Regions from separate parts of the Homo sapiens genome. Here region 2 is linked to region 1. Evidence: read pairs that join two places in POLR2A ChIA-PET (ENCODE). Cell type or tissue: Panc1. All regions are shown on one strand.

Evidence for each region. ChIA-PET counts read pairs that join two places held together with the same protein. Peaks named below come from ENCODE experiments on the same cell type or tissue, not always from the same donor. Only the 100,000 strongest peaks of a DNase experiment are listed, where the experiment ranks them.
Region 2: POLR2A ChIA-PET joins it to region 1 with 17 read pairs; 3 of 35 experiments call an interaction of 5 or more read pairs at or near these places.

Annotation. Positions count from the first base shown.
Region 1 is chr17:15,080,491-15,088,490 of GRCh38, reverse strand. No RefSeq gene overlaps it. Among named protein-coding and RNA genes, the nearest start is that of CDRT8, 22 kb to the left of the region's middle. In Panc1, no CTCF peak of the experiment used is centred here; no DNase peak of the experiment used is centred here.
Region 2 is chr17:15,026,709-15,034,708 of GRCh38, reverse strand. It overlaps CDRT7 (CMT1A duplicated region transcript 7), which reads right to left and starts at 3,734. Exons shown (of 3, transcript NR_033371.1): 1 at 3,608-3,734; 2 at 3,217-3,493; 3 at 2,752-3,114. The region is part of intron 1 of LOC101928475 (a long non-coding RNA gene); the gene reads right to left. In Panc1, no CTCF peak of the experiment used is centred here; no DNase peak of the experiment used is centred here.

The DNA of each region.
Region 1 (8,000 bases):
GCTGGTGGACACAGGTCTTGGCATGATATTTGTGAAGATTATTGGGTGGATGTTGATTGCGGTCTTTCCAGTATTTGAGAAAAGTGCAAATATTATTTCTGTAGCTACTACTAAATAAGTGAATTATTTTTCTCTTTCAGTGCTCTTATTTGATTGGCCACTAAGTAGAGTTACTTCCGGGTTCCAAATACCTTTTAAAGCTGACCTTGTCTCTTTTTCCATAGCCACTGTGTTAGGTCAGGCCTTATAATATCCTGCTGGGAGGGAGAGAATACCAAGCTTGAAGGGCGAAGATAAGAGGGACTGAGTCTGACGCTGGCCACCATAGAAGTTTGCATGACCAAGTGGAACTAAGGAAGGAGCCAAATGCAGACTGTCAACACTGACTTCATGTCAGAACCACAGGGACAGCCCAGGCCCCATCCCAGAGATTCTCACTTAATTGGTCTGTACTGGGGCCAGGCATATTTTAAAATATGGCTCAGCCCCAGACAACTTTAATGCACTCCCTATGCTGACAGCTATTTGAGCAGTGGTGCTTGAAGAGTGGTCCCTGGACCAGATACAACAGCATCACTTGAAAATTTGTTTGATTTGCAATTTCTGAGCTGGTCCACCCAGATCTGTTGACTCAAAACTGTAGGGCTGGGGCCTAGCAATCTGCCTTATAACAAGCCCCCAGGGTATTCTGATGTGGATGCCAGGTGAAAGCCATTACCAATAACTTAGAGAGTTGCTAAGTAGTTAGAGAACTACAGCCCCAATGGATCGCTGACGCCAAAGAAACTTGGTTCTGAGGACTGGGGATCACAGATAACACTTTTGATTGCTACAGGATAGTGAAGAAGAATATGGACCCACGGAAAGACACTGACTGCATTTAATAAGGGGATCAGAGGCATCTTGAAGCAGTTTCAATAAAGAGGTGAGGGTGGGAGTCATGATCCTCAGGATAAAGGAGAAAGAGATGGCGAGAAAAAGGTGGGAGTGGATATGACCTGCTCACTGCAGACACATGGCCATAAAAGGAGGCAGAAAACCAGAGATGAATGAAGTTGGAGGTGGCAATTCCATTCATACAGAGTGTTTTCGTTCATTTGTTTATTTTACCTTCAGAAACAGATTATACCTTGACGGTTGTGAGACACAAGGAGAAGTTCCTATACAGAAAGAAGGGTTGATTTTGGAAATAAAAAAAAAGTGATTCCTCATTTCTGGGTCAGGAGAAGATGTCTTTTCAGCTATAGGTTAATTTGGGTAAACCAGTAGTCCCATTTCCTCTCTGTTTTGCCTCCATTTTACGTAGCAAAAGAACACACGGCAGAGAAAAAATAAAATAGAACAGTTTCTTCCCTTGGCCTGAAGGAGTCTGGAGAAATGCCTCAGCTGGCTGTGTTCCTAGGTTTAACAGAGCCTTCTTAGGTTTCTCGTGTGGGCCATTCGAGGGGTACCACTGAGAGAGGGAGAGAGCGCACTCTTCATTCTCTAGGCGCCCCAGCTTCTTCTGGGCACAGCATCTGTTCGAATCTGGAGGTCTATCCCCTGCCTGGACACACAGCACCAGAGGCCTCACCAACACCCCCTCAGTGCCGTCTGCCTTGACTTGTGTTGACTTGCTTTCTGATCAGCAACTGCTCTGCCTTTATTTTCTTAGCCGTCTAAAATCAGTTTCTGGCTGGACCGTTTTTGTTCACGCATGAATTTCCAGAGATGATGCTTTTTTGCAGAGCTTTTTGCATTCTTGCCTCCCCTCCCTCAACCCCCTCCTCCTTATTCATGAGATTCACAGTCTTGGACCTTATGTTGTAGCTTGTTAATGCTTGATTCCAGTACATTTTCTTTGTTCCCACATTAACCTCTCAGCTACCTCTTTCTTCACCCCCTGGGGCACACCTGGGGGTCTTATTTTTAGGACTTCTACTGTAAATCTCTGACACAAGCTGCTTCTTGCTCTGGAAATCCCACAACAAAGAGGTCTCCTCAATTAACATAATTACTATAGTTCCCGCATGCATAATTTCCCTGCCCCCATACATCAGAATATCAATTCAGCATCCCGGCTCCACAGGACAATAAACTCAGGACCAAATGCGACCAGGACTGAGGTTTCTTTACCAGTGGCCTATCTTGGTCTCTCCTGTAGTGTCCATATCAGTCTTAGGGGAGCTGCAGTAAGGGGAAACCCTGGGGGTATAGATGGCAGGTTAGAAAGGAAGAGGAGTTTAGGGGAGAGACTGTGACATCATAGTTAGTCCACAATTCAGAGCAAGACCAGGACTGTTAGAAATTCTGGACCCTAGCTTAAAATGAATAGATCTGCATCCCATTGACTGGTTTTAGTATGAATCATTTTGTTTTCATTTTCTCGTGTGTACACACCCCTGGTGCCCCACTGAGAGATCCCACATCATCTTGAAGTGAGAGTCTTTTTGTCATAGCAATCACGTCCAGGCTCTTGCATTTCTGTATGAACATTAGCATTGCATGGTTCTTTCAAGGAGATGATCTCTCTTTAGAAACATCACATTCTAACAAGGAATGCTGATCTTTGCTCTGATTTACTAGCATGACGGAATCATATTGCCTTACATATCTGGCTGCTGAGCATCCTTTACCAAAATATAAAAGCATCCCTAAGATACGGGGAATGAAGCTTCAATGATAACTTGTACATGCTGGTTGATTATGCTGTTTATAATATTTTTGTTCTTTTTAAAAAATATTTTATTTGCAGCATATGTTAGATAATGTTAAAAAAGATCACATTATATAGGTTAGCCATCCTGATCCATGTAATATTGGTTCCTGCAATATATTTGGTGTAGAATTTCTAAAGTGCTATTCTGAAATATTTGTATTTCTTAACTGTATGTTTTTTCTCTTGCAAATAATAGAAAGCTTAAACTTGCAGAAACAAAAAATTTATTGCCTTATATGTTTTAGTCCAGAGATGGTTTTAGCTTCATGTGTAATAAGCCTTATACATAGTTTCATGTGTGCACGGTTTAGTTTCATGAATGGTTTTAGCTTCATGTAGAGGTAGTTTTAGCTTCATGCATGGTTCAATCTATGAGTTCAGATGAAATGGTCAGGACTTGATTTCTCTTCTCTCTTGCTTTTTGGCTTTGGCTTGATTGATTTTGTTCTTAGGCAAGCTGTCTTCTTCTAGTGACAAAACAGCTGCAGATGCACCAGCCTAGAAGCAGTATAGAAAGCAGGATGGTAGGCAAGAGCAAGAGCTCTGGGGTAGATGCAGTTGGATTCTATAGGGGTCAGTGGAAAACTCTCCTTCACCTTCTGAAAGATCACAGAAAATCAGCCTGCAAGGGGCAGGTTAATAGGAGCAAAGGCATATGCACTTATTAACATGCATAAGAAGGAAATCATAGAGTGATTATCCAATATTCCAAAGTGGTACAGATGCTTATTGTGAAAGAAAAATAAATCTTGGGACCAAAATCATTAATCCAAGGGAAAAATCAACCTGGAAACTATGCCAGGCAAATCTGTCTCCTATTTTATTCCTAAATCGGATAGCTACAGAGATAAGAAGCTACAGATAACCCTCACAATTTGCCTAAAGGGAAATTCCTTGTGGACAACGGACAGACAGAACTCAAAATCATCCCTCTGAGTCTCGCCTGAGATGAATGCATATCTGATTGCTTCCTCTGCTATATTGTTTATGTAAAAAGGCAGATTCACCAAGCCAGGCTAAATTGTGTATTTAGTGGAAGGCTGATCAAGAACTCAAAAGAATGCAACCTTTTGGCCAGGCGCTGCGGCTCACTCCTGTAATCCCAGCACTTTGGGAGGCCGAGGCAGGCAGATCACGAGGTCAGGAGATTGAGACCAGCCTGGCCAACATGGTAAAACCCCGTCTCTACTAAAATACAAAAACAAAACAAAACAAAAAAAATCAGCTGGGTGTGGTGACGGGCACCTGTAGTCCCAGCTACTTGGGATGCTGAGGCAGGGGAATCGCTTGAACCTGGGAGACGGAGATTGGAGTGAGCTGAGATCGCACCACTGCACTCCAGCCTGGTGACAGAGTGAGACTCTGTCTCAAAACAAAACAAAACAAACAAACAAAAAAAGAAGGCAGCCTTTTGTCTTTTATCTACTTCTAACCTGGAAGTCCCCACTTTGAGTTGTCCTGCCTTACTGGAGCAAACCAATGTACATTTTACACATATTGATTGATGTCTCATCTCCCTAAAATGTATAAAAGCAAAGCTGTACCCCAACCACCTTAGGCATGTGTCATCAGGACCTCCCGAGGCTGTGTCATGGGCTTGTCCTTAACCTTGGCAAAACAAACTTTCTAAATTGACTGGAACCTGTCTCAGGTATTTTGGGTTCACATTATATACATTACTTCCTAGGGAAAGAGTAATGGGGAAATACGGATGATTTTAAGGGGGTAGTAAGTGATTTTTAGGGGAATTAAATGAACTTGAAGAACATACAGTGGCCTGGAACAGAGTCTTTGGGCCTCCAGCCCAGACAATGGTTTGTAACAAAAGTCCATCCAGGTGTGTTGACAGACTTCAGTCTTTCTTCCTGCATATGAGGTCAGTTGAAAACTCAGGGAAGGGACGAGAGGTAATTGTTTTATTCTTTGCCAGGTCTGGGCTTTAGGCAGATAGGGGAACTTCAGAGAACTTCATTCAGTGCTTTGGGAGAGACGGAGGATTGAGAGACAGGAATGGGGGAGGTCAGAGAGACCTTCCTCACCTCAGCATGTCAAAGCACCATAATTTAAAGCATTGGTTTCTGAGCCCTGACAATTCTAGTCTTCTCAACCCTACGATTTTACACAAGTTACCTTTCATCCGCAAGCCTCAGTGTCCTCCCCTGGGAAATGGGTTCCTAATAAAATCTCCCTCTTCTTGTGTCTGTGGGAATTAAATTAGATCATCTATGTAAAGCACTCGAAGGCTTCTGGCACCTCCAACTTTCTGTTAGCTATTGTGGGTGTTGTCAGTTACCTCCCTGCTTCAACTGGAAAGAATGTCTGCCTCTCTCCCATGTTCTTCCCAGGGGAGGACATTCCATCCTGCAGAGTTCCCATGGCCACAGTGATTTGTTTGTGCGTGGACAGGGGACCCAGCTGGTGTCACTGAAGTAAACCTCGTGACTTTTGCTTGGTGCGCAGCAACAAAAGCCCTTTCACCTTCTCTGAGCAGCGTAGTGGACTTATTTGAGGCTTGGATTGGCTGCAGCTCTTTTACTACAGTGAGAACCCAGCCTGGGGTTAAAGTTGTCACAAAAGAGATGGGCAAATAAGTGGAGAAAATATCCTCAAAAAGGAGCCAGAGCTCCAGGAGCATCATGAACTTCAAGATCTAATTCTGCTTGAAGGTCCTCTACCTGAATTCAGTTCTGTGTGCCAGTTTGTCGGGTTCTGTATTACTTGCAATCAAAGGGTTCTTACTAACACTGGAAACCCACATTAAGATTGCCTTCATTTTACCAACTAAGAATGTAAAAAAGAAAATCAAACATGCCAGATCAAATCTGCCACTCTTATATAATAAACAGGCATTATGTTATTAATAAAAGTAGAAATGACATAATTTTGGAACATGAAACAGTTTTTTAAAATGGGTATATTTGGCTTTTTGCAACATTTATTTCTAATACGTTGCAGACCAGAAAAAAAGACCATATAAAATGTACTGGCTCATGGACCAGCTTTTAGGGACCAATCAGATAATACACATAAAATGAGTGTTACAGGCCTTGGCACACACAGTAGGTGCTTCACAGACATCTGCTACATATGCTTCAAAGAGGCATGAAGAGTTTGGGCTATGGTCTTTGTGTGGGAGACAAGAAAAGGTAAGTCTCTCTTATTTTTGTATTCCCCACAAAGCCTAGCACAAAAAGACAATATTTGTTGGATGAATGATTGAGGATGATAAAAAGTCTACAGAAATATGAAAAGAATATAGTCTATTGGATATGAAATACAAAAAGACAGCAACTATAAAGGAGGGAGCAATGGTATATTCTCAGGGTGGTGGCAGTGGGGTGATGGGTGTTCTCTGGAATCCTAGGGCAGAGCCCCTCAGACTCGCCCAGCACATAAAGTCCCGCCCTTCATGCATATTAAAGAAGTGGGCAGAGTGAGGACAGACAGTAAAGTGGAAAGGCTTCTGTGTGTTATGAGGGGGCTATGGTATCTGGGTGATGACAAGCAGAAGTAGCAAAGGTGAAGTTGGGGCTTAGGTCAGTGAGATCCTTCTTCCCCTGCAAAATGAGGGAAGCTGTGGCATAAGAATTCAGCCATGGAGTAGGGAAAAAAAATTGTTTAAAGGGTTTCTGTACCACTAAGCTAGAATGCAAAGTAGTAGGGTACAGGTTACCACCCAAGAGTGAATTTGGAATGCTGAGGAAGCTCTTTTAAGAAATCCCAAATTGGTAGTTAAGTTCGATTTTTTTTTTCTTTTTTTGAGACGGAGTTTCACTCTGTCATCCAGGCTGGAGTGCAGTGGCATGATCTCAGCTCACTGCAAGCTCCGCCTCCCAGGTTCACGCCATTCTCCTGCCTCAGCCTCCCGAATAGCTGGGACTACAGGCGACTGCCACCACGCCTGGCTAATTTTTTTGTATTTTTAGTAGAGACGGGGTTTCACCGTGTTAGCCAGGATGGTCTCGATCTCCTGACCTCGTGATCCGCTCGCCTTGGCGTCTCAAAGTGCTGGGATTACAGGTGTGAGCCACTGCGCCCTGCCGTTAAGTTCAATTTTTATGTTTATTTTCACCATGGAGATTATATTATTGAAGTCTAATAATGAGTGCTCAGGGAGTGGTGAGTTTATAAAATATGTCGGTTTCATCCCAGAAAAAGATCTTAACCCCAGATTTCAAGGTCAGTCAATGAATAAGAATTTCTTGATCCTAATCATGTGTATAATACAGTGTGAGGCGATGCAAAGAATACAAATGAGAATATCAGACAGTCTCTGCCCTCAAATAGCTTAGAGTTTCATTATGAAAATTGTACCATACTTGTAAAATAAAAATCCAATTCAATGTCCCACCATGTGTAATAAAGATTGCAAATGTTTTCTATTAAGCTTAAATTTCTGAGCCCCTGCCTCTCTTAGCTGATGATCTTGACTCTTTCTTTATGAAGAAAAAGGACGGATGGGAATTCTGTCAACATTTACATTTGCACCTGTTTCCTTTTATCTCCTATTACAATGGAGGAATGTTCCTACTCTCTCTTGTCCTCTGAATCCCTTCCACTCTATCCTTTGCAAGGGCTCTATGCCCTGTATTGCAGATCCCTTGCTCTCCACCAGATGATGCCCCTAAAATGCAAACATCAACAGCAGAGCTGTGCTGGAGCCAGGTGGTACTGGCTTGCAGGAGCCGATTCTGAGCATCTCTTCCCAAGTCCACATCCAGTGATTTCACATGTATAGCTTGAAATTACATACCCCGTGAGAGTATTTACACTGCAGAGACTGGCTAATGCTACACAACAGAGCTTTCCCTCTGAGCGCCCATTGTTAAGCATTTACCAACGCACCACTGATGAAGACAAACAGTAGGTATATCTCATTAAAAAAGAGAGAGACTTTCCTTGAGCCTAACCCCTCCTTTTTACCTTTAGTAGCCAAATGTCACCCAAAAGGTTTTCTCATACATGCTGCCTCTGCTCAGTCACTCCCTGCCATATTTGTTCTTTTTTTAAAATTTTATTTATTTATTTATTTATTTTTGAGACAGAGTCTTGCTCTGTCACCCAGGCTGGAGTGCAGTGGCACGATTTCAGCTTACTGCAACCCCCACCTCCCGGGTTCAAGCGATTCTCCGGCCTCAGCCTCCCGAGTAGCTGGGACTACAGGCACGTGCCCCCATGCCCCATATTTGTTCTTCTACCCTCTAAATCACAGCTCTGCCTCTCACATGTGATTGAAACGGCCTTGTCAAGGGCCCCAGGGACCTCCATGTTTCCTGATCCAGTGGGCGCCTCTTTGTCTTTA
Region 2 (8,000 bases), 54 kb after region 1:
TTTGTTTTTGTTTTTTGAGTCACAGTCTCGCTTTGTCGCCCAGGCTGGAGTGCAGTGGTGCGATCTCGGCTCACTGCAGGCTCCGCCTCTCTGGTTCACTCCATTCTCCTGCCTCAGCCTCCTGAGTAGCTGGGACTACAGGCGCCCGGCTAATTTTTGTACTTTTAACAGAGACGAGGTTTCACCATGTTGGCCAGGCTGGTCTCGAACTCTGGACCTCAGGTGATTTGCCTACCTCGGCCTCCCAAAATGCTGGGATTACAGGCGTGAGCCACCGCGCCTGGCCTGGGGGACCTATTTTAACTTCAGCATCCCAGTCTTCTCCTTGTGAAGTGAAGAAATTGGGGCCCAGGGGAGTCGCACTCAGAGCTGTGCTGCTCTTTCTAGACTCCACTTCAGACACTGGGGTATTAGGTTCCCTAAGCAAATGGCCTCAACCCCATTTCCAAAGACTGCGAGGGCCTCTTTTCCAGGTCTGTTTGGCAGAGTGATCCAAGGAGCTGCTATTAAGAGGCGTGCTGGGGAAAGAGCGTGAACAGGACTTGGGCATGTGGGTTGAGAAGCTACACACAAACGTGGGGTGGGAACCTCATTTGTATTCTTTCTCTGGGTCACACAAATATTAGGGACAGACATGCATGGAGCATATTTGCTATCATCTCAGGGGAGTGAAGGGAAGTTACAGAGAAGCTCGGTAACTTGTTTAAAGTCAAAGTAGGAGGCAGATGTGGAATTTGTATACATTGCTAGCCTCAAATCTTGGGATTTTTTAAAAAATCAATTCTACTCTTTCATTTAACAATTATTCTTATTCTCCCCCCCCCCACCGCTGCTTTGAAGTAGCTAACAGTTGTGTAAGCACATGCATTGTGTAAGGCACAATGGTGGCTGCAGTCATCTTTGTGATCATTGTGGTGTGCCATCCAGACCCCCTTTCATTAAAATACCTATTGCTGCAGCTGCTGAGCTTGTTGTCAGCACCCAGCATCCAGCTGTTAGCCCTTCCAGATTGCCTCAGCTGCAGAAGGACCCCTCACCCAAATACATGACCCCATCCCTGGTAGAGTTCACACCCAGTGACTGGTAGATGCAGGATGCAGGCCTGGTGATCTCAGCCTTACTAGGACAATGCTAAGTTTGCTCCGGAGCTCCCCATAGGGTAGGCTGAGGCTGTCATTTGGATTTGGACTTCATTGTCATGAATTTGCTCACAGTTTCCTTCTGACCATTCCTGCTTTTTTCCCCTTCCTTCTACAGAACTTGATACCAAAGATGTTCTTTAATAAATATTCTGCATGCTAACCTATATCTCGGAGTCTGCTTTCTGGAAAATCCAACTACAATAGTGATCCTTACATAAGATGCAGATAGACTAGTTTCTGTTCCTAGTACCTTAGTGGGGAAAGTAGGGCATGAATCTAAGTTACAACAGTATTAGATAAGTGTAGTAAGAAGTAGGGGATGTGGAATCACTCTGTAAGGCACGATTACCATATTAGGGATGCCAATCCCTTCTTCCATGCCCTTACACCTCCTCTTTAGAGAGTCTGATCTTTCCACGTCCCTGGAAGGAACAGTCAAAGGTGCCATGTAGTCATGTACCTTCTTTCACAGTTGACTTGTCACGGAGTGGACATCACCCCCAGGGGAAAACAACCCATTGGCTTGGTTTGGCTATTAGCTTTTCCTCCAAGACATTTGAAATTGAGACATAGTGAGAACCTACTCTGTTTCCACTGGACTCTGGAATCGATGAAACAAATAAACCACCAGATATATGCAAAATCCAGAGAGCGGATGAGAAGAGAGCAACAACAATGAAACATATATGAATAGAGAAGCAGACAAGTGAGAACGGGGTGCTTCAGAGATGGACAGAGTAACTTCCATTCCTGATTTTCTGGTTTCTCTTACTCCAATTTCATATGAGACCTGGCTGCATTTTATGCCTTAGGTTCTGTGAGTTAGCCCTGTATTTTTTTTATTAAATACATTTAGCTTTTTTTGGCGAAAAAAGTCTGTTTCTTGTGATAATATTGGAGTAAGACAATCATAAGGGGGAGGGATTTGAATTGGGAATTGCTGGAAACGAGATTTCAATATGGGAAGATGAAAGGATCTTGGAATTCAAGGCAAGGAGAACATCACACACAAAGGTGCTGAAACACATACTTGTTGGACATATTTGGCGGATGATGAATGAGCCAGCTTGGTCAACATGGGTTGAACAGAAAGCAAAATAACAGGATAAATGCTTGTAAGACTGACGGGAAAACTTTGATTAATCGATGGAGCTGGCCTGGATTTTAAAAATCTGTTTATTCTTTTTAGGAATTCCCAAAGGCTATAGAAGACAGAGAATAAGGGTAAAAAACAGTAAAAGTTGGCTGTTGGAAGAAGTGAAAAAATAAAAATAGGGCAATGGTGTCTTACATGCAGCAGGGTAATAAGAGATGAATGAAAATCGGCAGTGAAATAAAAGGAATCAGTGGGGTACTAGCAGGGAATTTGGGCTTCCTGCTGAGTGATAGAGGGGAATAGGCTGTTTCTTAGGCATAACATTACATTTGCCACATGTGGCTGCACAGGCTGGGCCCTGCCGGCTCCAAGGAAGGACTCCCCCTTACAAAGACTTCAAAGTGAATCGTGCCCCTGGGCTTCTGCAATAGGGGTGGCCTTGCTCCTAAGTCATAACTCTGTGTATCCCCACAACATCTTTCAATTGATGGCCATAAAAATCCCAATTCAAACTGGTTTTAAAACAGGGACTTTATTGGCTCATTTAACTGAAGAGTGAAGAGGCATACGGGCTTTGGGGGTGGATTCAGAAGTCCACACCCTCAGCGCTCTGACTCCAGACCTCTTTGATCCTTTCAGAGCATCTCTTCTCTGTGTGTCAACTCTGTCCTCTGGTTAGGTCCTTTGATGGCCAAAATGGCTTTAGTAGTCTCACATCCAATTTCTTTATAACTCTCCCTACACAAAAGAATAGACTCTTCTTCCATGGTTTCTCCAAACCCTGATTAAATATCTCCTCACGTCTCATGGACCTAAATTAGGTCTTGTTCATCCAGGTAGTGTACAGATGAATGTCTAGCAATGCTCTCTCCCTGTCTGTCTCTCTCAAAAAAGAAAAAGAGGTAAAAATGAAAAAAAAAAAAAAAAAAAAAAACCCTGACATGCAGCGTTTGATTTTTATGGCATAAACTCTCTCACCATGGCTGATTTCAAACTACCAATGCGATGTCCCTGGACCCAGCGTGCGGTAGAGGGGCCTGCAGTGGACTCTCTGAAGCCCCTGGGAGCTGGCTCCAGCAGTCGGCTAGGTCTGTCCCTGAACCAATTCCTGTGAATAGGTAGATAAGCCCTGCTGATTGGCTTAGGAAAATCAAAGGTGGCTGATGAAGCTTGTTGGGGTTAGTTCCATTCTTCCACATGTAAGGTAGGGATGGAGAAAGTGGATAACAGTTGGCCAATTGTGAAATGTCTGGTACTGTTGAAGTGAATGCAGGAAGATGAGGAAGAAAGGTAAACTATTAGAGAGAGGAAGGCAGATAATGGAGTGAGATGTGGAAAAGGAGTCAAAGATAATGATTGGGTGGCTTACCCAGAGCACGAAGCATGGGGGACAATGAAGAGGAGCGAAGTTAAGGAGTAAGGAGAGATTGACTACAGTATTCATCTTTGCACTAAACTATTCATCCAAGCTCTCTACAGTTTGGCCCCAGTTCATTTTCCACGTCTATTTGGGAGGCCGTATAGTGTCATGGGGACTAGTCTCATGATCTTGGCTGAGTTTGGGAAGCAATTCTGAACCTCTGCTCTCCTCAGAGCTTCATGGGGGTGTTGTGAAGATTAACTCAGCCTACGAGAAGGTGTAGGGCATAATGGCCATGAATGAAGTCTCTGGGGCTGGGCTGCCTCACTCAAACTCCAGTTCCAGCAGTTATTGTCTATGGGACCTTGGGCAAGTTGATTAAAATCTGCACCCCAGGTTTTGCATCTGTAAAATGGAGACTACCATAGTATTTTTCTCTAAGGTTGTTATGAGAATCATATGAGTTACTTATAGCTTATAGAGTTAAAGTGATTATATATATATATATATAATTTACTTATAACTTACAGAGTTAAAGTGGTTTTATATATATATTACATAATTTACTTATAACTTATAGAGTTAAAGTGGTTATATATCTATTATATAATTTACTTATAACTTATAGAGTTAAAGTGGTTATATATATATATAAAGTGGTTATTATAACTTATAGAGGTAAAGTGGTTATTACAAAAAGTACCTGGAAAATGACAAGTACTGTTCAGAAGTGACAGCAATAGTTGTGTATTTAGCAGAATGTTAGGCAAATAGGAGATACTAGATAGTCATTAGCTACACTTATTATTATGACCACCTGCTACTGCCTTAGCCAGTATTTTGTTTTGTTTTTAGAAACGAAGTCTCACTCTGTCACCTAGGCTGGAGTGCGGTGGTGCAATCACTGCTCACTGCAACCTTGCATTCCTGGACTCAGGGTGTCCTCTCCCCTCAGCCTCCTGAGTAGCCAGGACTACAGATCTGCAACACCTTGCGTGATACCCAGATTTTATGCTCTAGCCAATGTTCACATTTCCTGCTGTTCACTAGAAAAATGATTGCAGGACTGAGTGGGAAATGCAGACCACATCCATACATTTCTTCTTCTAAACTCTCAAACACTGTGTTTGTAGCTCTGTGGGCACTATTTCAGCTGCACAGTTTTGTTTTCTGTGGACTTTCCTCATTTGCTCACATTCTTGAAGTGAGAGGGTGGCTTGGCCACTGTGGGCAGGGTTTAAATCATATTGGCTTTATTGTGTCACCAAGGAGCTCCTGGATCACTAAGAAAGAGTACATATGCTGATTTCAATGCATTAAACTCATTTTAACATAATCTAAGATATCTTGTTCGTGGGTCTTGGATCTTGGCTTTTTCTACTGTTATATAGGAGAAAAGAATGGGCTTGTGTATCAGGCAGGGTCCCAGCAGGGGGCAGAATTCACCCCAGGTGCTTCAAATGCACCTATTAATGCATAAAAGCCTAATGCATTAATAGGTTTTAATACAGGGATGAACTAAAGAGTGGCAGGGCTAAGGAAACCAACCAAGGGTGACAAGGCACCCAGAGAATAGTAACAGTGGGAAGTGTTACTTCCCTAAGTGATGAAGCAGGACACTGTGTTTTCAGAGCCCAGGGAAGGTGGAGTCCCGGAGCAGGAGCCACCAAGTTAGAGCTGTTGTCACCGTGACGCCCAGCTTCTCTAAGAAACATGGACCTAAGGTAGGGAGGGGAGAAGAGTAAAGGCTTGCCTTGCCTGCTCCTTTTTCTCACACTCAGATCTTCTGCCAGGGCCACCCATTGGCTGAACTCAACCAGGAACCTGCCATCAAGGAAGCCTGGGGGACTCAGTCCTCAGAGGTCAGCCTGCTGGGGCAGGGGACAGGACCGAGAATAGAGAATGGATAACATGAATTTTAAAAATATATTTTCTATGTTACTGTATATCCAAAAGAGTATCATTTCAACATGTCAATGATATAAAAATTATGATGTTGATGATTTGCATTCTTCTTTTTTTGTACTAAGTCTTCAAATCTAGTGTGTATTTTATTCTCCTAGTGTATTTGAATTCAGACCAGCCACATTTCTGGGGCTTAATAGCCATCTGTGTCCAGGGGCTATTACCTTGGAAAGTGCAGTTCTATAGTTCTAGTCTGTTATCAGTATCTTTGGACGTAAACATGGAAACAAAAAAAAAATGTCAATACAATAAAATGACACCTTAGTGAAGAATAATTGTAAAATATTATGCCATTAAAGTCTTCAGGAAATCTAAGCCCACATTCTAGGATTTAGAGTGCTTATTAACAGAGCTGATGAATGATTAAAAAGTCTTTTTCTCCTTGTAAAAACACGCTTTCTTTTCATCAAACAGAGCAAAAGGAACCAACAACGCAATATGCAGATTATTTATGAATCTCTCAACTTTGAGAACCAGATGTAATACAAGTCTGCTATGTGTAAAAACTAAATCAGTGTTAAACACATGTATCAAAAGTATGTGCCTATAATAGGATCTGTTTTCAAACACTCACTGAATGTATACCACATGTAAAGGAGCTTTATCGCCATGACCAGAAAATGTCACTACTTTCTACTCAGAATTTTTCCTTAGAGTAATAAAGCTGGACAGCATTCTTTGTGGAACTTCAGATGACTATGATTTCTTTTTCCATGAGATTAGATTTTGTTATTTCCTAATCTTGTACAATTTCCAGTTTGTGACAACATGGTTCATGTCCTTGCAATTTGGGAATGGTTGCTTGTTTTGGTTTTCCAAATGAGATGGTTTTGTATAAAAAGCTTTTAAACTGTATCTTTAGTTTTCCTGATTTAATTCTCAGCTAGGGAGATTTCTCCTGTTACCTCTGAGTCTCCCAATTTTCTCTTGCTGATGAAGGAGAAAATGTGTACAAATATGCATTTTTCTAAGGATACAGTATGATATTGCTGTATTGCTTTTACGTAAACTTCTCTGACAGCTTTACCTTTTGGAAAGGGAAATGGAGCAAAATTGTATTCTGTCTATTGCTATTAGAAATTGGATTGAAATAGCTCAGTAAGCAATTTTTTGCAACCTGTTGATTATGTGGTCTACTTCTGGCAGGCAAATCCAAGCATATATTAGAATATATTTAGGAACAATGAAAATTATGCCAGCTTAAATCTCTCCTGCCCTTCAGCCTTTTCTCTCTTCTAGAATATTTTATCTTCATTGAACATTCATCTACTTCTGAAAGGATCAGGAAATGCTCGGCTTTCATGCTTTTCTGCCTTCTCTTCAAGAGTGCCAAGTGGCCAAGAAGGACTCTTTTCCCAGAAGTATGTGTGTGCCCATTTGAAAATTCTAGGGCTTCCAAAACCATGTCTGTGACTTGATGTTAGCATTCCGAAGAGTCTTTATTCATGGTTTAAGCACTTGATGAAGAGTCTTCAGAGTAAACTCCTGGCTAAAGATGGATGGCCTGAGGTGATCCAAAGGCCAAATAATTTCCAGACATTTCTTTTGGATGGAAACACATGTCTTTCCCTTGGCATTAATCTCCTTGGGAGATAAACAGGCAGACCCCAACTTATAAATAGACTTTTCAGAAATTTCATTTGAAGGTCAGTTGCTTAGAATGGGTAGTGATTTCTTTCTATAGAAGTAATATTATAAATGGCAGTTAAGGATCAAAGTCAGCCCAAAAATTCTTACTTAACCCAGACCTCGGTTGAAATAGCGCAATGGCAAAGAATGGAAAACACAAGAGCCATACTGTGTGCATCTTGCATCCTTGTAGAAGTGGCATCTCATGGTGATGATGGGCACAGCTTCTGGGGCCACTGACTGTGCTTGAATCCAGGCTTGGACACGCACTTGCTGTGTGACTTTGGGTAGGTCACTTGGCTTCTCAGTTTCTTCATTCATAAAAGGGGCATGATATTAAGATCTATCTCATGGAGCTGTTGTGTGAGAATTTAAATACACACACACACGCGTGCACACACACACACGTGCATTATTAGAACAGTTCCCGGAACTCAGGAAACACCATGTGATTGTTTGCTCTCATTCTTGGTTCTAGTAACTGGCAAGATGCTGGATCTATTTCAGCCACTGTTTCATATTTCAGTGAACAAAGAGCAATACTGAAGGAGTATTAACAACAAAACAACGAGGAAAAAAAGTAGTAGATGGCTTATCCCCACCCGCCACCCCGCCCCATAGCATTACTGTTTAGGGGAAATAAGATGAATTAGAGGAAACAGGAAACAGATAGGTGCTGACATTGAATTATAGGACACTTTCAGTGTTTCCAAAGGTTGACTCTTTTTAAAAAGTTAAGTTTTTTAAAATCATAAACAATTTGGAGAACATAGAAAAGCACAAGAGAGAAAAAGTCTCCATGTTGGAA